Linked DNA regions of Homo sapiens: regions 2 and 3 are each linked to region 1. A link is a loop called in an ENCODE intact Hi-C map of the cell type or tissue named here. Cell type or tissue: PC-3. All regions are shown on one strand.

Region 1 (8,000 bases):
CTTCCAAACCTTGTCTTATGTGTACCCTTTATAATAAAACTATATAACATTTTTAGTGAGCTCTGTGAGTCATTCCAGAGAATTACTGAACCTATACATTTGGGAATCTCCAATTTTATAGTCAGTCGTCAGAAGCATGAATGTTCTGCATTTGTGGCTGGCATCTGAATTGAGAGCAGTCTTCTGGAGGGCTAAACTCTTAAACCTGTGGAGTCTGATACTAATTGATGGGCAGTTAGTGTCAGAACTGTATTACAATATACCCACAGAGGGCGGAAATGGAAAAAAAGAGACAAAAAGATTAGTGGTTACCTGGGCCTGGGAGTAGCAATGGGAAGTGATAGCAACAAATATTTTTTAGAGTGATAGAAATATTCAAAAACTAGATTTGATTATGGCTATATAACTCCATAAATATATTTAAAAATTACTGAATTACACACTTTCAGTGAGTATAACTTATGGCTATTATACCACAATAAAACTGGTTTTTAAAATCTAATAAGTTTCCAAGATTATAGAAGGCATTCAAAGTTATAATAATCATGTATTTCTTCATTCTGTATTCTCATAATGAACACCAAATACTTATTAAATGCAACAGTCAGTGAAAAAATAACAAGAAATGAAGGGTTTCAACTGTCTTAAGAGCATTCCATTAGATATACAGAACTCTATCAAAATTAGCAATGATAAATGAGGTTAAAAATCTCACAAGTAGGATGTAGGATGTAGGTAGGATGGATTAGGTCCACATTTTGTGGAAAATATTTTAAAATGAAAGGGCGAGGCAATGGTAAAGTGCTTTCAATTGGGGCAATCTGGAGTTAGCCAATGCCCTATGTGCTCTCATTAGTCTCAGAGATTTTACGGTCAACTGTGATTCTGCCTATTAAATGTTCTTTCACTTGATGATTTTACAATCCATTACTGAAAATTATATCAAAAGGACTGCTAGCATGTATATTATATTAATATTAAAGCCAGATTTGCACTCAGCACTGGCTAATGGGACACTTTAAACAATAAGAAAAGAAAGTTGTTATATGCATGGGATGCACTGTTTTTTAACCCTTGAGCTTTCCCTCTTGATACTGTCCTTTAATTCTCTTCTTGAAACCACCTTCCTGAAAAAAGAGGTATACATGTGTAAAATCTTATTCATCCTCCCCTCTCATTCACTCACTCCCTAACCCACTATAACCTGACTTCAATCCCAGCCATTAGGCTAAAACCACTACAGTGAAAATCACTAAACCAGACTTTTATCAAATTCCTTCAACTCTTCAACCTACCTTAACAATCTTTCCCATGGACTTCAATCCTCTAAAATTCAAAGGTATATGGAAATTTGTACAATCTCCTATTTGAAATTAATGACATCTCTTTATCATTAAATACAAATCTTCTCTGTTCTGACCTGCCACATCCCTACTGAACCATCTCAAATAATACTTGCCATTATATAGCAAACTCACTATCTTAGTCCATTTGTGTTACTAAAAAGGAATACCTGAGATTGGGTGATTTATTTTTTTAAAAAGGGATTCATTTGGCTCATGGTTCTGCAGCCTGTACAAGACACATGGGGCTAGCATATGCATATGGTAAGGGCCTCAAGCTGCTTCTCTTCATGACAGAAGGCAAAGGGGAGCCGGCATGTGAAGACATCACATGGGGAGACAGGAAGGGGCAGGGAGGTGCCAGGCTCTTTCTAACAACCAGCTCTCACGGGAACTAACAGAATAGAAACTCACTCATTACCACAAGGAAGGCACCAAGTCATTGATAAGGAATCTGCCCCCATGACCCAAACACCTCCCATTAGGCCCCACCTCCAACACTGGTGATCAAATTTCAACATGAGGTTTGGAGGGTCAAATATCCAAACTACAGCACTTACCTACTGAGAACAAAAAAGTCAATTAAAAATAAAAATGATGTGCAAACAAAATGGTAAAAATTACATTTGGCCATACACATATGTATAAAGTTAAATTTATTTGCTAATTCAAAGTGTTTAAGTTACTTGCCGCTGAACTCACCTAATATTATATGCAAAATTCTTTTGGTATGTTTCTACAAAGAAACATTTTCTATATATCTAAAATCTTTGTTTCTTAAATAAAGCCTGTGTCTTCTAATACATTCAACCACATCTAGCTATACAACCAGAGTAGACAAATTTAAGTTTAGTGGGTGGTTGGTGTAGCGGAGGTACAGCCTTACCCATGTGGAAATAATTGCTTTCTTGACCTAAAGCTCTTCCCATTAGAATCAAAACAAATTGATATGATCTTAAGAACCCTTCTAATTTTTGAAAAATAAAACCTAATTGTTCCATACTTAAACAGATGTTGTTTGTTTTGTTTAAGGACAAAATTATGACACATTTATTTTTGTATTTAAATCAAAAGCAGAGTGACTATTATGAAGAAAATAAGTGAATTTCAAAAGATAATCATCTCAGTGTAGAAAGGCACACACAGAGTTGGTACAGACAAGGCCAACAAACTTAAACATTATGATCTGATATTTTTAAAATCTTGGTTTGACCTTTGGCCTTCTTGGTCTACACCAACTTTTCAAAATAAACTGTTTGTTCATCAGGAGTATGCAATAATGCATATAACACAGTAAGCTATTTAAAGCAGATTTAGTGACAAGGATAAAATATTCCAGAAAGAATAAAATACAAATTCTGAAGCTTAATGTTTTATGATGTGATTCTGGCATGAAGTATAAATTTTCTAAGAACCTGCCAAAATATAATATGTTGTTTTGATTCATGGAATTGGAGAACTGAAATAAATATCAAGATATTATTATAATTAGTCCAGTCTTCTTCCTCTTGTGGTTCAGTATCTATACCATCCAGACTTATGGCTATTAAAAGATACATTTCTTCTACATGAGCAAGATATTAATAGTAACTCCACAACCTTCTTGAAGCCTTTTTTAATGCTTTATCACCCTGAAAGTGATGACCAGTGGCTTCAGTTATCTCAAACTTTCTGTTCTGTGTTCAAAACTAATTTCTTCCCACCACATTAGAGATAGGATTGGGATGTCTCTGTATATACAGTAAATCTGAACATAATGTCCTTGATAGGTTCTTGACAACTGCTATTTTAAGTGAAACAATGTATGACAAACAAAACTATTTTTCCCCTCATCAATGTTATAACAAAAGGGCATTGAACAAAGGGATATGATTGGAGGACCTGCTGTAAGCCATTTCACTTAAAGTCACAGTTTCCAAGGAGCTATCGATGACATGACGTGAGGACTTACTGTACCTTGCTTATAATAAATACTCCCTAGGCCATATCATATCTCTTTCCTTTTTCTCAAGATTCTTTTCCATACTTATTTCCTCTCTTCTTCTCTAGATGCTATCCATTCTCCCCACATGCTTTTTAACACTGCTATATTTGAATTGCTGCTTAAAAAGGAAAAATCATTCTAACTCTTCTAGGCTATATTCTAATAGATTATGTAGAGCTTACTAAGTATACACTTTGAAAACCAACAACAGAAGAATAAAAGAATAGACTTGAAAAAGTTATCAGGAACATTCTAGAGTGGTCAGAATTCTTTTTTTTCCTACATGATATGGGGATATTGGCAGAAGTGAATCATGTTAATAGAAAGTATATTTCAATGGCAATAGACATGTGTAAGGTATCTTAATATTTTCTTCCCATTAAAATATGATAGATAAATCAGAGGTCTTATTGCAAAAGTGATAATCCAATTTTCTTTGACAGGATCAACTAAGCCTTAGTCTGCATTTCTAGAAGGCCAGTGTCTCATCAATCTCAGTGGGACTTCTGCTCAACTAAGACTTGCAATTATCAAAACTAAGTTTTCACCATGTTATAACTTTACCCTGTTTGGCTAACAGTATTCTCATGTTTGTTTGTACAAGTCAGTTTTTTCTATTATTGCACTTCCCTTGTTATATTTACTTTATGCAAAGAAACAAAAACATGATCAGCAGAATTTGGTTGAGTAGTACACATCAAGTTTGTGATTAAACATGTTTTGTATATTACTGAGATACTGGCACTAGACAGCAGAGCGCACTGGCAACAAATGCCAACCCAAATATCATGACTCACACAGGAAGGAAATAATCACTCAGAAGTGCCAATAACACTGCTATTAGTATAGCTGTGGATCAAAATATCAAAACTCTGTCTTTTATTATCAACTACCAGTTCACACACTGTTATAAATAAACATAAGATCTCCATTTACTCACCCCAATATAGAAAATAATACAACATATGTAATAAAATAAAAATAAGTTAAGATTTAGAACAGGCTAATTCTAATAGGCTTATTTTGTGGCAGACATGTGGCAGACATTGTGCTAGCTGCCTTACAGACATTATCTAATTTATTTCTCACAAAAGCAATGCATGAGCTTGCTGCTGGTCTGTTTACAGAAGACAACACTGGCAAGGTCCTAAGTAGCAGGTTATGACTCAGCCACTAGACTATAAAACTTTTTGAAAGCTGAAACCATTTTGGTTTAGTTTACAATTAAAACCCAGTATCTACTAATCTACCTCATAATAATTATTCAGGGGAACAAAGAAAAAAGAAGGAACACTAGATCTGATTCCAGTGCCACGCATCACATTTGCCTTTAGGACGCTATCAATGAATATTTGTTTATTTGATTAGATTTTACAAGCCACCAGTTCCTGGCATTCTACTAGGCATCAGTCTCAGAGATTTCACTACTTGAACTACTTGAACTAATACTTTGCTTATTAAAGACTTACATTTTTTCCTGAGGTAGTGCTAGAAGGGAAGCAGTAAAGACAAAAATAATAACAAAAATATATAAGAAAAAATAGATGCAACATTAAAAATATATATTTGAGAGTTTACTTCTAGGTTTCCTTGTATAAAGAATTCACATTCAACAGTAAGAAAATGCTTGGTTTCTTTAAATATAATATTAAAATTAAGTGTAATAATTTTAGTAATGTTGGAAATATATCTTAATATCTGAATAATCAAGTATCTTTGTGCATAAGAAATATCAAATATGTAAATTGTATTCTTTAAATATTATTTAATTATTTAATTCACGAATATTCTTCATGAAAAAATTTAATGTCAAAAATAATTATCACTGTATTATAAATATCATGATTTTAAAATAACACCAATATTTATAATTATCCATACAAATCCATAAAGATATACTTATCTTAAATGAAAGCTGATTGAATTAAAGTAGTATTTGCCACTTGAGTTCTGTCTCAATAAATCTTTTACTTATTCATCAGACATATATTGAGATCTTTATTTTGTGCCAGCCAGGTGTTAAACTTTAAGAAATAGAAATCCCTAACAAAGAGTCCCTACTCTCACTCTAGCAATCAGTCTAAAATTAAATATTCTATATTACTTATGTACACCATGCTCCTGGAAGGTTTAAAAAAAATCCATTCTAATAAATCATTCAGAATACCTAATACCGTGTCGTAATACAAAACAAAAGTAGGTAAAAAAAAAAAACCTACTTTTCTTTCTTGCTAAAACAGCAACAAACCTTAATACTCTGTTCTACTTTACATACAAAAATCTTTAAATATACTTTAAATTTCTTTTCTATTTCTTAACCTGTTTTGTCTCATACAGAGTGTACCTTCCTTGAGTTCAAAGAAGAAAGAATTAAAAAATACTTCTAAAACAGTGGTTTACAACAGTAGCTAAGTATTAAAATCAGCGGACATTTTAAAAAATATAGATACTGGAGCCCCAAACTGGACCTCATAGACAAAGTCTTTGGTGATGGAGCCCAGGTACCTATAGTTTTGAAGAGCTCTATGGGCAATTCTCAAGCTCGGTGAAAGTTTATAACCACAACTTTAAAGGCTTAATTAAGCACAGGGGTTCCCAACCCCTGGGAGATGTACAGGTACTGGTCCCTGGCTTGTTAGGAACCAGGCCGCACAACAGGAGGTGAGCAGCAAGCAAGCGAGCATTACTGCCTGAGCTTGGCCTCCTGTCAGATCAGCTGTGGCAGCAGATCCTCATAAGAGTGTGAACCCTATTTTGAACTGCACATGGGAGGGATCTAGGTTGTGTGCTCCCTTTGATAATCTAATGATGATGTGAGGTAGAACAGTTTCATCCCAAAACCAAGCCCCCCGTGGAAAAATTGTCTTCGACGAAGCCGGTCCCTCGTGCCAAAAAGGTCGGACACCACTACCTAGGCAGAAAGGGTATACAAAGCTGCCTGTAAGCAGAAAATGTTAAAGCCATATAGGACCTTAAAGATCATCTAATCAGCTCATTTTCTGAAGTATAAAGCTGAAGTTGTGAGGAGTTCAGTAAACTGTCCAAGGTCTCAGCTAGTAAAGTCTACTGACATGCAGACGAGTATTTTTTCATTATTTCCCTTAGCTGATAATTTTGTCATGAGGTTACCTATGAATCCCTGCTTAACATATATGTTTGCAGTACTGGCTTAGCATAGGACACTGGCTACTCCAGTTGGGAGACAGAATACTAATTCTTGATTCTACCACAAGCTTATCAATACCCTCAGCACTCATATCACAAATTCTCAGGGAAATGTGATTAAAAAAAAAAAAAACACTACACTGTCTTGAACCTGAAATACCTCTTTTGGAAAAACAGTGATAAGAGTACCAAAAATGGAAAGTTGTTTTGATGTATGAATGAGCTGGATAATTATAATGCACCTAGGGCATATAAAGGCATTCAACAAATGTTACTTCCCTTCAACATGACACCACCCACCCTGCTTTCCTTTTAGATTCTGCAATTAAAGTTACCTGTCCCTAGTACCTCACTTTAATCTTCAACTATGCCCCTTTTCATATTGTTTCTCCTAACTGGCAAAGCCTTTTGGCCTCTTCTCCTTGCTTAATGCTCATTAGTTTCTTCAAAGCTCAGTTTGAAGATGTACCCCCTTTGCTCTCTGGCCAGGGCATCTCTGAAAGAAAGCCAGCAGCCCCAGGCAGGGGCTTATAGATAGAACTCCCATCTGCCTGGGACAGAAAACCTGGGGAAGAGGAGGCTGTGGGCCCAGCTTCCACAAACTTAAACGTTCCTGCCTGCCAGCTCTGAAGAGAGCAGTGGATCGCCCAGCACAGCACTGGAGCTCTGCTAAGGGACAAAGTGCCTCCTCAAGTGAGTCCTTGACCCCCATGCCTTCTGACTGGGAGACACCTCCCAGCACAGGTCAACAGACACCTCATACAGGAGACCTCCAGCTGGCATCTGATGGATGCCACTCTGGGACAAAGCTTCCAGAGGAAGGAACACGCAGCAATCTTTGCTGTTCTGCAGCCTCAGCTGGTGAATACCCATGCAAACAGGGTCTGGAGTAGACTTCCAGCAAACTCCAACAGACCTGCAGCATAGGGGCCTGACTGTTAGAAAGAAAATTTAACAAACAGAAAGGAGTAACAACAACATCAACAAAAAGGATGTCCACACAGAAACCCCATCGGAAGGTCACCAACATCAAAGAACAAAGGTAGATACATTCACAAAGATAAGGAAAAACCAGTGCAAAAAGGCTGAAAATTCCAAAAACCAGAATGCCTCTTCTCCTCCAAAGGATCACAACTCCTGGCCAGAAGGAAACAAAACTGGACAGAGAATAAGTTTGAGGAATGACAGAAATAGGCTTCAGAAGGTGGGTAATAACAAACTCCTCTGAGGTAAAGAAGCATGTTCTAACCCAATGCAAGGAAGCTAAAAACCATGAAAAAAGGTTAGAGGAATTGCTAACTAGAATAACCAGTTTAGAGAAGAAAATAAATGACCTGATGGAGCTGAAAAACACAGCATGAGAACTTTGTGAAGCATAAACACATATCAATAGCCAAACTGATCAAGTGGAAAAAGGATATCAGAGACTGAAGATCAACGAAGACAAGATTAGAAAAAAAAAAGACTAAAAAGGAACGAAGGAAGCCTCCAAGAAATATGGGACTATA
Region 2 (8,000 bases), 75 kb after region 1:
CCTTTTAATAAACTGTCAAATTGGCTTCCAAAGTGGTTAAACAATTTTACATTCCCACATGCAGGAATATGATAGTTCCAGTTCCTATATATTCATACCAACATTTGCTCTTGTCAGACTTTTCCCATATCTTGCCATATGCATCTCGTCCATCTGGCTGTTCATCCATAACCTTTCTAATATCCTCTATAATAAACCAGTAAATGTAAGCAAAGTGTTTCCCTTAGTTCTGAGCTGCTCTGGTAAATTAGCTGAACTTGAAGAGGGGGTAGTGGGAACTCCAATTTATAGCTGATCAGTTGGAAGTACAGATAACAACTATTACTTTCTATTGGCATCTGAGGTGGAGGCAGTCTTATGAAACTGAGCCCTCAACCAGTGGAATCTGATGCTATCTCCAGGTAGACAGTATTAGAATTAAATTGAATTAGAGGACACTAAGCTGGTGTCTGCCAGAGAATGTGCTTCCAGAGAACTGCTTGGTCTGTGGGGATCATTCTCTGTTGAGTGAAAGAACAAGAGAAAGTACTTTTTTCTTCTTCTTTTGTTTTTTTTCCCCGAGACGGAGTTTTGCTCTTGTTGCCCAGGCTGAAGTGCAATGGCGTGATCTCAGCTTAATGCAACCTCCGCCTCCCAGGTTCAAGCTATTCTCCTGCCTCAGTCTCCCGAGTAGCTGGGATTACAGGCATGCGCCATCACACCCGGTTAATTTTGTTTTTTTAGTAGAGACGGGTTTATCCATGTTGGTCAGGCTGGTCTCGAACTCCCAACCTCTGGTGATCTGCCCGCCTCGGCCTCCCAAAGTGCTGGGATTATAGGCGTGAGCCACTGTGCCTAGGCTGAATCACCATTTTCAAACCTATGTTTGAAAAATCAAATACAGATGTTTTAATAAAAGACACTGCATGTTTAACATTAAAAACCAAATGCTAAAGACAAATTGCTAACATACATTACATGTATGTTTACAATTAAAACGTAGATACTGTTAAAATGTTTGGTGGCATAAATAAAATTACAGAGAAGTTTTCAAAAGGACTCAAACAGAAGGATTTTTAAATGTCTTAAATTTTTTTCTTATAATAAAATGTAAGTGAACTAACTACATTTGACATCACATTTTAAACATGTTAGCAGCATATAATAAATTTTGAAAGATTGGAAAACTTAGTTATTGTCACAACTGATATAATAAAGGAAAATCATGCAAGTGCAAATTTTGCTTATGTGTTCTCTTTTAAATCATACTGTGGCAAAGTTAAATTCTAACAGCAAGTGTTCTCTTATGGGTAACTGGTTCTGGCATACTAGCCCCAGGAAAATTTTTTCATAATTTTAGAGACATATCTTGGCCAGAGAAAATATTTAACTCTTTATACTTCTTTCTATATACATTTCATTCATTTTGACCTTTAATAACTAATTCACTATCAACATTTAAAATCTAGAAAACTACTATTTTTTAAATTGGGTACTTTTCACTCTAATACACACTAACTAACATGTAACAAGAAAGCAACATTTTCAGATGGGTATTAATACAATTGCCTTCAATTTGTATGTTTTTAAGTGCTAGTTAATCGTTAAGGCTATAAACTAATGGTCTAATAATTGCAACTTATCAAAACTTACTTGTATCTGATGGCTCTTTTTCTTAAAGCTCTTTTTTTTTTGAGACAGTATTGCTCTGTTGCAAAGGCTGGAGTGCACTGACGCAATCTTGGCTTACTGCAACCTCCACCTCCTGGGTTCAAGCGATTCTCCTGCCTCAGCCTCCCTAGTAGGTAGGATTACAGGCGCATGCCACCACGCCTGGCTAATTTTTGTATTTTTAGTAGATACGGAGTTTCACCATGTTGGCCAGGCTGGTCTCGAACTCCTGACCTTAGGTGATCCACTTGCCTTGGCCTCCAAAATACAGATGACTTTTACTTTCCTCTTTATTTTCCAAATCAGAAACACATACCAAAAAACAGTAAATATTTTGTTTAAATAAAACCTCACAACATTTAGAAATTTTATTGTTGGATGTTATAAGCCAACAATTTCAACTTAGTCTCATAAGCAATATAATCAAGTCATAAGAAAAGTTTACTTCTTTAGATTGAATTCAGTTCTCCCTGAATCTTTAAATCCCTACCTGTTCTGAAACAAGCACCCTCTTCATGTAGTAAAAGTTATACAGTAATAAATAAATGGCTCTGTTTAGATAAAAAGGAAGATGAAGTGTATCAGGTAATTATTAGTATCCAGAAAATATTATGATCATGTTCAAATTCACTTTCCCTCAGACATAGTCAAAATCTATGTATCAAGTCTTTGATCTCATTAAAGTTTTGAATTACTGAGCATTTATAAATGGCTAAAAACACCAATTCACATTTTGCATTTTCCCAGAAATTTTTCTAATACTAAAATTTACAGACAAATGTACCCCCTCAAAAAAGTTTTCCATTTTAAAGAACTAGAGATTCAAAGGTTTCTTCTACGTTGGGAACCCTAACAAAACGATACAGCCACCACTCAGGAACACATTTGACAGTTTCTTTAAAAACTAAACTTGGTGGCTCACACCTGTAATCCCAGCACTTTGGGAGGCCGAGGAGGGCAGATAACAAGGTCAGGAGTTCGAGACCAGCTTGACCAACAAGGTGAAACCCCGTCTCTACTAAAAATACAAAAATTAGCCAGGCATGGTGGTGCACACCTGTAATCCCAGCTACTCAGGAAGCTGAGGCAGGAGAATCGCTTGAACCTGGGAGGCGGAGGTTGCAGTGAGCCAAGATCACGCCACTGCACTCCAACCTGGATGACAGTAAAACTCTGCCTCAAAAAAAAAAAAAAAAAAAACCACCATGAAACATGTAACCACAATATAAACCCAGCAACTGCACTAATGGGCATTTATCCCAGACCAATAAAAACATGAAAATCTGTACATGAATATTTATAGCAGCTTTGTTCATAACAGCTAAAAACCATGAACAGGGGTTAAGGAGGGGTGACAACAGGAGAGAAGTGGGTGTTGCTATGATGGAAATATTCTGTATCCTGACTGTATCAATTAAATATTCTGGTTTTGATATTATATTATATTATAGTTTTGCGATATGCTACCATTGGGGGAAAATGGGTAAAGAGAACATGGGATCCCTATATTATTTTTTATAATTGCATATGAATCTATAATTATTTCAAAATAAAAGTTTTAATTTTTTTTTAAATACAGTATTTTAAGTGTGCTCTCCAACATCAATAATATCAAAGTCAAAGATCTCTTTCCCAGGAATTCACAATCTAAAGCAGACAACACACAAAAGTTTTAGTAAGTTTACTTATAATTTTCAAATAAGTGTATGAATACGCACAGTATTTGGGTATTGAAGTACACAGCGTGTGCTACTATAGAAAAGCATGTGAGTGTCTAAAAAAATACACTAAAACTCAAATGTATGCTAGCGTGCAGGCATAATACTTTAAAGTTTTCTTGAAAACATAAGAAAAGCAGCACAACAACAAAGCCATTAAGAAAATTTAAGATATTTGGCTGGGCACGGTGGCTCACACCTGTAATCCAAGCACTTTGGGAGGCCGAGGCGGGCGGATCACGAGGTCAGGAGATCGAGACCATCCTGGCTGACATGGTGAAACCCCATCTCTACTTAAAATACAAAAAATTAGCCGGGCGTGGTGGTGGGTGCCTGTAGTCCCAGCTACTTGGGAGGCTGAGGCAGGAGAATGGCATGAACCCAGGAGGCGGAGCTTGCAGTGAGCCGACATGGCACCACTGCACTGCAGCCTGGGCGACAGAGCAAGATTCCATCTCAAAAAAATATATATATATATAAGATACTTTGTTATACAATATAAATAATCTATAACCAAGATTAATCAATTGTTTTAGATTCTTTTCAGGTTGTAGTATTTATTATCACTTAATAATTTAAGTTTATCATTTTAAAGTAGATGATTTCTTCAAGTTATTTATTTTTCTGGATTCTGATTACAACACCATGAGCTGGCAAAACAGGAGTGTTCACACGCAGTTCAAAATAAGTCATGTACTTCATCTATGTACCACAATCACCAACTTTTAATCTTTGTATCTTTTAATCTAAAATACAACATTAATGCAGTCAAATAAAGCAAGGTTTTACTTGTAAATAATATTACAGCAAAACCACCATTACTTTTGCACCAACCTAAAATATTTAAAACAAGCTTTAAAATAAACATCTAGGTTTAATCTGGTATGTCTCCTATAAATCCTTCTCTTTAACCCATTTATGCCTAGTGTTCCATTATTGGAACGCTAAGCTTACAGGAGTTATTATTTTCCTACTGCTCAAGGTCATCGCCAAGGTCTGATTTTTCACAAAAAAAAAAAAAATTTGCAACCTCCAGCATAGATGGGTTAATAAACACATTCATCTATGATTCATTTAACAAATTATGGCACAAAGTACATTTTAGGTACTGTTCTAGGCTTAATACAGCAATGTATAAAACACACAAAAACTCTACATTCATGAAGCTTAAATTCCAAGGTGGGAAGACAGACAATAAAATAATAAGCAAAAAAGATACATGTTAGATGTTGATCAACTCCATGAAAAAAAGATACAGAGGTTTGGGACTGCAGGGGTATAAGTTACATGAAGGGTGACTGTTACTATGTGAGATAGATGTGGAAGGCCTCACAACAGTGACATTTCAGCAGTCTCAGTGAAATGAAACAGCAAGCCATGCAGATATCTAGCGATAAGAGCTCAAAACAGAGCGAACAGCAAGTATCAAAGTCCTGAAGAGAAAGCATGCTTGTCATGCTCACTCAACACCAGAGAGGGCAGTGTGGCTGAAGTGGAGAATGAGGAAGCAGACAGTGGTGGTAAAAGGAAGCCAGAGAAACATAAAGACCCCCCCATAACCACAGGCTTCTTGCAAACCTCGAAAAGAGCCCTACAAAATCTGTTCACATAGTCACTTTGGTAACATTGGCAAAAGTAAGGTATTTTAACCATAGATAGTTAAGATTACTATCATTTTACATTCTGATTTCTCTGTCACACTTCACCTTGTGATGAACAGCACTAGGTTTTGGAATCCAGCTTGCTAGTAGAGTTGAGTTTAGCAAGATATATTGAGTTTGGGTTTAGCATGATATATTCATTAATTTACTTTCCAGTTGCTTTTAGGTATAGAACATTGATTCCTAGTGGCTCATTAAAAGAGTGGCAACCAGGCACGGTGGCTCACGCCTGTAATCCCAGCACTTTGGGAGGCCGAGGCGGGCAGATCACTTGAGGTCAGGAGTTCCAGACCAGCCTGACCAACATGGTGAAACCCCGTCTGTACTGGAAATACAAAAATTAGCCAGGCATGGCAGTGTGCGCCTGTAATCCCAACTACTCTGGGGACTGAGGCAGGAGAATCGTTTGAACCCAGGAGGCAGAGGTTGCAGTGAGCCAAGATCATGCCGCCGCACTCCAGCCTGGGTGACAGAGCCAGACCCTGTCTTGAAAAAAAAAAAAAGAGTGGCTTCCAGGAATACTCTACTGTCTACTGTGCCAACTTACCCCGTCAATGACACAAAGGTGAAGAACCAGAGGCCATAATGATATATAGATACATCCTAGGGTGCCAAGCCCTGAAAATATGTGGGTAATGAAAAAGAAATAAATTTAAAATGCACATGGCTAAAAGACAGATGGTTAAAACTTCTACCAATCATCAGACATGCAATGTAGTAAGCAGAAGATCTGACTCTTATCAAAGCCTAGCCAAAATCCAACTTATCTCCTGTCAAGGAAATGAAGTGAATACAATTATAATTATTATAAATGCAACATAACTTTGTAGGGTTTTTTCCCAATGGAAACTGTACTACAGAAAATTTTTTAGAATGCCTATGTTTGAGAATCACTACCTGTATCAGTATTCAAAAAAGGTGACTGTGTATTAAGTAACATGGTTTTAACTATTCCAAATATGAATAATTATTAAAGCATATGTGATCAATAATGCAAGAAGAAAGACTGAAATATCTTTTTTATTTTCTCTGTATAAAATGATATTATAGGCTGCTGGGGAGGGCAGGAAAGCCGCACCCACCCAGCAAGGGCTCCGTGACTGGGTTCCCAGGACTGTCGAAGGAAGGTATAACTGGGTGGGAGGGTGGGTAGCTTATGCTCTCCAAGACTGCCTTTCCAAACTCTTTGACACCTAAGAAAAGGTGAACAAGTTCTATTTTCAAGAGAAGATGGCTTTTAACAGTTTTGAAGGATCTAAAGCTGTGTATCTGCAGACATCAATAAGGACGAAGAATTTGTAGAAGAGTTTAACGGATAAAAAACTTTTGCTAGTTTTCCAAGTAGTAGTCCTGTTTCAGCATCAACACTGGCACAAGTAGGTTTTCTTTATATTGGTGAAGGAGACACCATGTGGTGCTTTAGTGGTCATGCAGGAGTAGAGAGAAGGCAATATGGAGACTCAACAGTTGGCAGACACAAGAAAGTATCCCAAATTGCAGATTACCAACGGCTTTTTTTTTTTTTTTTGAGATGGAGTCTCACTCTGTTGCCCAGGCTGGAGTGCAGTGGCGCGATCTCGGCTCACTGCCAGCTCCACCTCCCGGGTTCACGCCATTCTCCTGCCTCAGCCTCCTGAGTGGCTGGGACTACAGGCACCCACCACCATGCCCAGCTAACTTTTTGTATTTTTAGTAGAGACGGAGTTTTACTGTGTTAGCCAGGATGGTCTCGATCTCCTGACCTCGTGATCTGCCCACCTCAGCCTTCCAAAGTGCTGGGATTACAGGTGTGAGCCACCGCTCCCGGCCGGCATTTACTTTTAAAATAGTGACACAAAACCTGCAAATCCTAGTATCCAAAATGGTCAGTACAAAGTTGAAAACTGGGAAACAGTAATCAATTTGCCTTAGGCAGGCCATCTGAGATTCATGCAGATTATCTTTTGATAACCGGACAGGCTTAAATGTATCAGATACCATATACCCAAGAAACCCAGAAACCCATCATGTATAGTGAGGAAGCTCAACTATAGTCATTCCAGAACTGGCCAAACTATGCCCACTTAACCCCAAGAGAGAGAGTTAGTGCTGAACTCTAATACACAAGTATTGATGACCAAGTGCAGTGCTTTTATTGTGGTAGAAAACTGAAAAATTGGGAACCTTATAGTGCTGGCTGGTGGCAGAAGAACATAGGCAACACTTTCTTAATTGCTTCTTTGTTTTCGGCCAGAATGTTAATATTTGAAGTGAATCTGACATTGTTGAGTTCTGATAGGAATTTCCCCAATTCAACAAATCCTCTGAAGAAATCCATCCATGGAGCATTATGAAGCACAGATCATTACTTTGGGGATGTGGATGTACTCAGTTAACAAGCAGCAGCATGCAGGAGCTGAATTTTATGCTTTAGGTAAAGGTGATAAAGTAAAATGCTTTTGCTGTGGAAGAAGGCTAACTGATGGAAACCCATTGAACACCCCCGGGAACAACATGCTAAGTGGTATCCAAGGTGTAAATATCTATTACAGGAGAAGAACAAGAATATATAAGTAATATCCATTTAACCCATTCACTTGAGGAGTCACTGGTGAGAAGTGCTGAAAAAAATGTCATCACTAACTATAAGAATGGATTATACCATCTTTCAAAATCCTATGTTACAAGAAGCTACACAAATGGGATTCAGTTTAAAGAATATTGAGAAAATAATGGAAGAAAAAATTCAAACATCTGGGAGCAACTATAAGTCACCTGAGGTTCTGGTTGCAGATTCATTGAGTGCTCAGAAAGACACAAGATGAATCAAGTCAGACTTCACTGCAAAAAGATACGGGGTCTCATTATGTTACCCAGGTTGGTCTTGGGCTACTGCCCTCAAGCAATCCTCCCACCTCAGCCTCTCAAGTAGCTGGAACTACAGGCCCATACCACCACACCTAGCCTATACTGTAATTTCTAATGAGACAGA
Region 3 (8,000 bases), 55 kb before region 1:
GTTTCACCATGTCAGCCAGGCTGGTCTCAAACTCCTGACCTCAGGTGATCTGCCCACCTTGGCCTCTGAAAGTGCTGGGATTACAGGTATAAGCTACTGCCCCCAGTAACTGAGTATTTTTCAATAATTCCATTTTATTCCCTTTGTTGGTTTATTTTAGTGTTGGTTTTATGGTTTATAGTACACATCTCTAAATTGTCTATATTCAAATGACATTATACTACTTAACACATAGAATACAAATCTTCCAATAATGTATTTCCATTTCTGCCCTCGACCTTTGTGCTATTATTGTCATCCATAGTGCATGTATGTACAGATACATCTAAATTCATCATATTTTAATCACTTTGACTTAAAAATGTAGGTCTGCAAAAAGTTTTTTCATTTTGTTTTGAAAGATACTTTTGCTGGGTATAGAATTCTGGGTTGATGGATCATTCTGTTTCAGTGGTTTACAAATGTCACTCCATTGTCTTTTCACAATTTGTTATGATGTGCCTGGGGTAGTCTTCAAAATATTTCCTGTAGTAGGAATTATTAGGCTACTTGGATCTGTGGGTTTACAGTTTCTATTAAATTTGAGTAATTTTCAGTCATTATTTCATCATTATTTTTTCTTCTCCTTTCTCCTCTGCTTCAAGAACTCCAACTACATGAATAGGTTACCCACAACTCACAGATGTTATCTTTATTTGGTGATTAAAAAAGAAAAAACAAAACCTTGGCCAGGCGCGATGGCTCATCCCTGTAACCCCAGCACTTTGGGAGGCCAAGGTTGTCAGATCACTTGAGGTCAGGAGTTCATGACCAGTCTGTCCAACATGGCAAAACCCTGTCTCCACTAAAAATACAAAAATTAGTCAGTCATAATGGTGCATATCTGTAATTCCAGCTACTTGGGAGACTGAGACATGACAATTGCTTGAACCCAGGAAACAGAGGTTGCAGTGAGTGAGATTGCACCACTGCACTCCAGCCTGGGTGATGGAATGAGACTCTGTCTCAAAAAAAAAAAAAAAGTCTCTTTTCTCTCTATGTTTCATTTTAGATGGTCTCTATTCTTATGTCTTCAGGTTCACTAATATTTTATTCTGCAATGTATAATCTGCCATTGATACAATCCAGTAAGCTTTTCATCTCACATATTTTAATTTTCATCTCTAGAAGTTTCATTTTTCCTTTTTCCCCCTATTTCCATATCTCTAACTTTTTGAAACTATAAAATTCAGTTATGATAACTCTTTTTAATGTCTTTGCCTGCTAATTTAACATATTTATAAGTTCTCATTTGGCATTAATTTGCTGATTTATCTCTTCATTATGGCTCAAATTTTCCTATTTCTTATTGCATGGTGGTAATTTTTTACTGGCTGTCAGCCATTCTAAATTTTACCTTAATGGATGTTGTCTATGTTTGTATTCCCATAAGTTTTCTTGAGCTTTGTCGTGAGACACAGTTACTTGGAAATGGTTTGATCTTTTAAAGACTTGCTTTTAAGATATTTTAACAAGAAATGAAATCCAGGGCTAATTATTCCCCATTACTAAGGTAAAACATTATGTGTACTTTACCCAATGCCATGTGAATCTTTGAGATTTTCCAGTCTGGCTAATAAAACAGTATTCCTATTCCTGTTTGAGTGCTAACTACTCAATTAAAAACCTCTAATTCTTCAGATTGTTCCTTCTTTGGCCTGGAGCAGTTTCCTCACATGTAAGCCCTACTCAGTAATCAGCTGAGTACTTTCCTCTCTAGTCCCCTGTTCTGTGAACTCTATCCAGCATGGTCCGCCTACACTTTGAGCTTTATTTCCTCAACTCAGAAAGTCCTCTAGGTTTTGTCTGAGTGACGCCTCTTTGATCCATGCCTGGAAATTCTCTCTAGACAGTAAGCTTGGGTAACTGTAGAGCACATTTGTTTCCTATATCTCAGGGAACACTGTCCTTCAATACTTAATATCCAGGATCTTGCATACCATTTTTTCATAGACTTTGTTCATGTTTTTGATCAAGTTGCTTCCACTCTCCAACTGGAAGAGCAAATCTATCACGGGTATCAAATCATGACTGGAATCAGAGTGTGGTTATTTAAATTTAAATTAATTTAATTTTAATTAAATTAAATAATATTAAAATTTGTTTCCTCATTCACCCTAGCCATATCTCAAGTAATCAAAAGCCATATGTGGTAGTGGATACCATAACAGACAGGACAGATATAGATCATTCTCATCACTGCAAAAAGTTCTACTGGACATCTCTAGACAGTGAATGACATTTTCACTGTGTATTACAGCAATGTTTTAGCACTTTACATATTTTAACTTTAGCTGCAAAGTATACATCTGCACATATATATACTTTACACTTTCATGTGTAAATTGACACAAAAAATCAATGATCATATCATTTAATTTGTTCACTTGTAGAAACAATATAATACTACCTATTACATATGCCATAAGGATTTATATATAATGTAACATACATAAAGCCTAATAGTGTGACTAGCACCATCATAGATGCTCAATACATGGTAATTTTTAACTTGAAAAAATTTCTCTATAATTCATTACCACTTCACAGCCATGGGGCAATATACTTCAGAAGGATGAGTAATTCTGAAATTGCTGTTTTCACTTTTTTTAAAAAAAGTTTTAAATTCAAAAATTAATATCAGTCATACTAAAACATGGATGAACCTCAAATACATTAATACATTATGCTAAGTGAAAGAGGCCAATTACAAAGACCAATTATGTATGATATTCTTAATATAAAATTCCAGAACAGGCAAGTCCACCTATAGAAAGTAGAACAGTGGTGGCCTAGAGTTGGAGGAGTAAGGGGTGATGGAGAGGAACTACTAAGGGATGATGAGGAAGGACTGCTAATAGGTACAAGAATTCTTTGGGGGAAATGAAAAGGTTTTAAAATTAGATTGCAGGGTTGGATGCCACACAACTCAGTAAATATTTGAAAAACCCACGAAACTGATATATTAAACTGGTAAATCTTATAGCATATAAACTACACCTCAAAAAAGCTGTTAAACTGATACAAAAAAAGTAATGCATGTACATGATAAAAACAAAAATTCAAACAGAATAACAACAAAAAGAAAGTTCCCTTCTAAGACTTTTGGACTTTTATAGAATGTTGTATGAGTATGTACATACCTTTGTACATAGATACACATCAAATAAAGACATTGTCTTAAAGACATATACTTTTCAATTTTACATACACAAAGCATACACATATGGATATGCTGAAGTTTATTTAAAGTCTCCTATGAATCAGAGTGGATGCAATAAACATTTCTAAATACCAAAGCATACTTTGTAAACATCTCTGGAGGTGAATTCTTGTCAAAGGACAAGTACATTTTTAATTTTGACAAATATTGCCAAATTGACCTCCAAAGAAAACTATACCAATATATACTCCCCACAACAGCATATGAAAGTAGCTATTCCCTTACACTAGTTATTTTCCTATACCCATAAAAACTGTGTTTTATCAAACTGTTTTATCCTTGCCAGTCTGATGGGTGAAAGAAATATTATTTCATATTATAGTTACATCTCTCTTATTAGTGAAGCTGAGCCTCCCAGGTTTATAATCCTTTTGTTTGTTTTTTTGGTTGGCTGGTTGGTTGGTTAAACTACTTTTTCGTATGCTTTATTTTTAGTTGGGTTAATGGCCTTTTAGAAACCATTTTGTTTTTTTGAAACTGAATATATTTATATGAAAACATGGAATTTTATTATCAACAAAAATATGGATGGTTAAATAAAAGCAAACACATAAAAGAAACGTCAAAATGTATTAAGCCAATATAACATGAGGGTACAGAAAGTATAACAAATAATGTGCAAATAAAGTTCATTCAGCTGGAAAATAGTGTTTTCTCTCTGCAAAGACTTTGTAGGAAATGACAGATTTACAATATATTGTTTCCTGTTATAGGTCTTACAAAACTTTCAAGAAAAACTGTACTATTCTGTCATCACTATGTCATGTAGAATTACACGAAAACTATGCCTCACAAGCAGTAGCAAAGAAACAAAATCACAATATAGGAAGTCCTTAAAATAATCAGAAATATCAAAAATGTGAACATGACTGAAGGTAAACACAGCCTGTTAAAGAAAGCTGTTTTTACTATTTAAGCCTGCAAGTGGTTAAAACATATATCCATTTTAAATTCTACTAGAGAACTGAACACATGGTACATTTAACTATTTCCCACCACAGAACTCTTCTGCTTTTCATTAGTGTATTTGATTATTTGATTTTTGCACCTGATCACAGTGCCTGTGGCCATTCCTTCTTGAGTATCTCCAAAGACATTGGTGCTTAGTGAGTAGTGAACCTAGCTAGCCTTCACTATTCACCAAACTCATCTCCCCCCGTATTCATTAAGATCCTCTTCCTTCCATGACTCAGATAAATACTGACACTCATTGCTCTTCTCAAGAAGAGCAATACGCTTCCTCTTGCGCCGTCTGTACTTCATTCATATTTTAGACATGTTTCTACCTATCCATTCAACAAAAATTAATCTGGTGTCATGTGTTTCTAATATTTTATAACTCTGCAACTTGAAAGGAGACAGATGTAGAAAGGTAAGCTCCGGATTCAGGAGCCTTCATGATCTTGAATAAAACAGAAAAGACAAGGAACCACAAATTCTCACCCTCCTTCATTTATTTATTCCATATCTGCTATAGTCCCAGCACACTAGGGGAAAATAACTACCTAATACTTGATTCTTGTTGCCCTGAAGAACATAGTTTGGTGGAAATGCAGGCATATTCCAATAGAACACAATAGGATAGAAGTATTTACACTTCATCCTATAGGTGGCACTCACCAAAACATCTGATTATATTGTTATTTTAATTATTTAATACATTTAAGCAATGGTTTTGGTGTTGTTTGTATACTTTCTTTATAACTCTTACTTACTTAGAACACAAAGTCCCAGAGGGCAGAGTCTTTTAGAACCACATACGTAGATACGTTATTGATAATAAGAGTTTTTATAATGTTAGTTTCTATTTAAAGAAACCATCTGTCAAAGAAACTAAACAGTACTCCCATTCATATACTTTTTTAAAAGACTAAACTTTAGACTCTGCTAAGCATCTTCAACTTTTCTGAAAACAGACTATTGCATGGTCTCTTTGTGAATACAGCTCTTACTGAACAAGTAAGTATTATTATAATTTACAATGTGTGTTCAAAGTCAAAATATATGCAACATATCATTATCATAATATTTACTTGTCTTATATGTAATTTTAAGCAACACTATCCTAAAGTTAAATAGCTATGTATTGTCATATAACAAATTTTTTAAATCATTGTTTAATTAAAATCTCCCATAATATACAGTCCATTTTTTTAATTAGTTCATTTGTGTTGGATTAGCAGCTTTACCTAATTTTTTTTTATGTTTCTATTCCTTGATAAAACAAATACAGGGAAAGTATAAAAATCTTAAAGAGCATTTAGAGCCAAAAATGCCAGACTAGAAGTAAGAAAGAAGTCCTGGGTCTCCAGGTTAAGACTGTAAACTTGATGAAATCACTGTAATTCTTTAAACCTTAATTTTTCACCCATAAAAAGAAGTTACATTAATCCCTAAGATACTTCAGAACTTCAAAGTTCTATCATTCCATAAGTCAATTTTTTTCAGTGTAGAAGAAACATTTCAATGCATATTGTAACTAATATATAATATTATAATAATATAGAATAAGCCAAGTCTCAGAATTTATGTATACACCAAGAAAATAAAATTACTTTCACTGAATTGAGTGTGGAAACTCACAGTAAATATGCCAGAAACTTAGGCCTAGACTCTTACTTGCACTATTGGCCATTGTGTTTTTTTGTTTTTGTTTTTCTTTTTTTGAAATGGAGTCTCACTCTATTGCCCAGGCTGGAGTACACTGGGGCAATCTCAGCTCACTGCAACCTCCACCTCCCAGGTTCAAGTGATTCTCATGCCTCAGCCTCTCTAGCAGCTGGGATTATAGGCATTTGCCACCACACCCAGCTAATTTTTGTATTTTTAGCAGACACGGGGTTTCACCATGTTGGCCAGGCAGGCTGGTCTCAAACCCCTGATATCAGGTGATCCACCTGCCTCGGACTCTAAAAGTGCTGGGATTACAGGCATGAACTACCACACCCAGGCAACCATTCTTGATTTATACCTTCAAGGCCACTAAACAGAGTCTGGCAACACATTAACCTTTAAATATTCCATTTGTAGAAGCAGATATGTTAGAGTGGCTGGGTGAAGTACAGCCTATATGCTATCCTGTCCTTTTATAGTAAGTACATTATTTGTAGTTGCATCTTGTCTTCTGTAAAAACAGGACAATTTAAAGTAAAGTTTTCAATACTCAGTAAGTAATATTAACTATATCCTGGAAGTTAGAGTCCTTATTACAACAAAATTCTAATTCCGCTGACAGATTTTTAAAAATAAACAGTTTAAAATAACTTGCTACTTGAAAGATTACAGATAGAGATTTACATATGGAAAAATCCAGCCTTTATTTAAAATATAAAAGAAAATTCAATGGTCAAATAACAATCAAGACAAGAAATCATTCATGAAACAGAATACTAATTCAAGTATACTCTCAGAGCTGGGACTATAAAAGCTAATTAGACATCATCATTAAACACCCAAAACATTTTATTCACATCTCTATTTACCATGTAAAGGAAATGCAGTTTATTGGAAGTAAAGGTTAGCTAATGATTTAGGTTTACAATTTACCAAGACATTCAGCTGCATCTTTTCTTTCCCATGGTTCCTCTATTTTATGGTCAATTAATTGGTCATTGTAAGTCATTATAATTAAAAATGCAATTCAAAATAAACAAGAAAAGAATTACTGTGGACAGGAAGAGTGAGGAACTAAAAGGAGCCATGGGAGAGTTTAAAGATGGATAGTTAATAAAGGCAAATTTCTTTTTAAAGTAACCAATGAACATGGAGAAAAAGAAAAGAGGAGGAATAAAACAATATTCATAATAATAAATTATTAATGGTGCCAGGCACTAGACAAGTTTTTACCATTCCTACTTTAAAGATAAGGCAATTGGACTCAAAAGTTAGGGTACTCACCTAAAATCACAGAATATTTAAGTAGCTGAAGCAAGACTCAAAGCCAGGACTGTCTGACTTCAAACTGAAGCTTTCAATTATACCCCTCTGCCTCTAAAAAGTACTTTATTCTTAATAATGTTGGTTTAGTGACTACTGAGCTTCCAAAGTAGGAGTAATCCCCCTAATGCTTCCAAAGGTAAAAAGAAATTTGCCTTCACTAACTATCCATCTTTAAACTCTCCCATGGCTCCTTTTAGTTCCTCACTCTTCCTGTCCACATTAATTCTTTTCTTGTTTATTTTGAATTGCATTTTTAATGATAATGACTTTTTTTTTTACAAGATGTGTCTGTCCTTGTAAAAAAGGGAGTGAGGAGAATCTCAGAGTTCAGCATAATAATAATAATTATAGAGTAATAACTTCATAAATTGCAGATGTTATTGAATGGTCACCATATGTTACATGTTATATGAAGTCCTTAACATACACTGTTTCATGTAATGCTCAAAACACCCCTGCGATGTAGGGATCATTACCCCTACTTTAGAGATGAGATTTAGAGAGACATAGATAGTTAGGCGATTGAGCCAGGTTTTGAAACCAGGTAAGATTCCAAAGCCCATGAGCTGTCATGGATTTCTCTCAAGTACTTTTAAAAATCCCATTAAAGATTTATAGCATTTACAAATTTCATTCAATTTCATTATGAAATTTTCATACTATTTTCATGTATAGTAGATGAAACAGTAAGTTAAAATATAGTCTGTGTTAAGAAGCTCGTTACCTATACAATGAACAAGATTTAAGAAAAGGTGACAGGAAAATTCCATAATCCTTATTTATTCTAGTGAAGAACAGC

What was found. A loop is a pair of places that touch in the nucleus more often than their neighbours do. Peaks named below come from ENCODE experiments on the same cell type or tissue, not always from the same donor. Only the 100,000 strongest peaks of a DNase experiment are listed, where the experiment ranks them.
Region 2: a loop joins it to region 1, with 2.4 times the contacts of the local background. A loop is called at or near these places in 2 of 110 quality-filtered maps.
Region 3: a loop joins it to region 1, with 2.1 times the contacts of the local background. A loop is called at or near these places in 5 of 110 quality-filtered maps.

Annotation. Positions count from the first base shown.
Region 1 is chr11:87,169,964-87,177,963 of GRCh38, reverse strand. The region is part of intron 5 of TMEM135 (transmembrane protein 135); the gene reads right to left. Among named protein-coding and RNA genes, the nearest start is that of TMEM135, 140 kb to the right of the region's middle. RefSeq lists a silencer at 3,963-4,257. In PC-3, no CTCF peak of the experiment used is centred here; a DNase peak (open chromatin) is centred at 4,463; H3K4me3 peaks cover 231 bases; H3K27ac peaks cover 1,370 bases.
Region 2 is chr11:87,094,533-87,102,532 of GRCh38, reverse strand. The region is part of intron 4 of TMEM135 (transmembrane protein 135); the gene reads right to left. It also overlaps the pseudogene XIAPP2. Among named protein-coding and RNA genes, the nearest start is that of TMEM135, 61 kb to the right of the region's middle. In PC-3, CTCF peaks have their summits at 4,831 and 6,432; a DNase peak (open chromatin) is centred at 4,832.
Region 3 is chr11:87,224,977-87,232,976 of GRCh38, reverse strand. The region is part of intron 5 of TMEM135 (transmembrane protein 135); the gene reads right to left. Among named protein-coding and RNA genes, the nearest start is that of TMEM135, 190 kb to the right of the region's middle. In PC-3, a CTCF peak has its summit at 4,856 (motif pointing right); no DNase peak of the experiment used is centred here.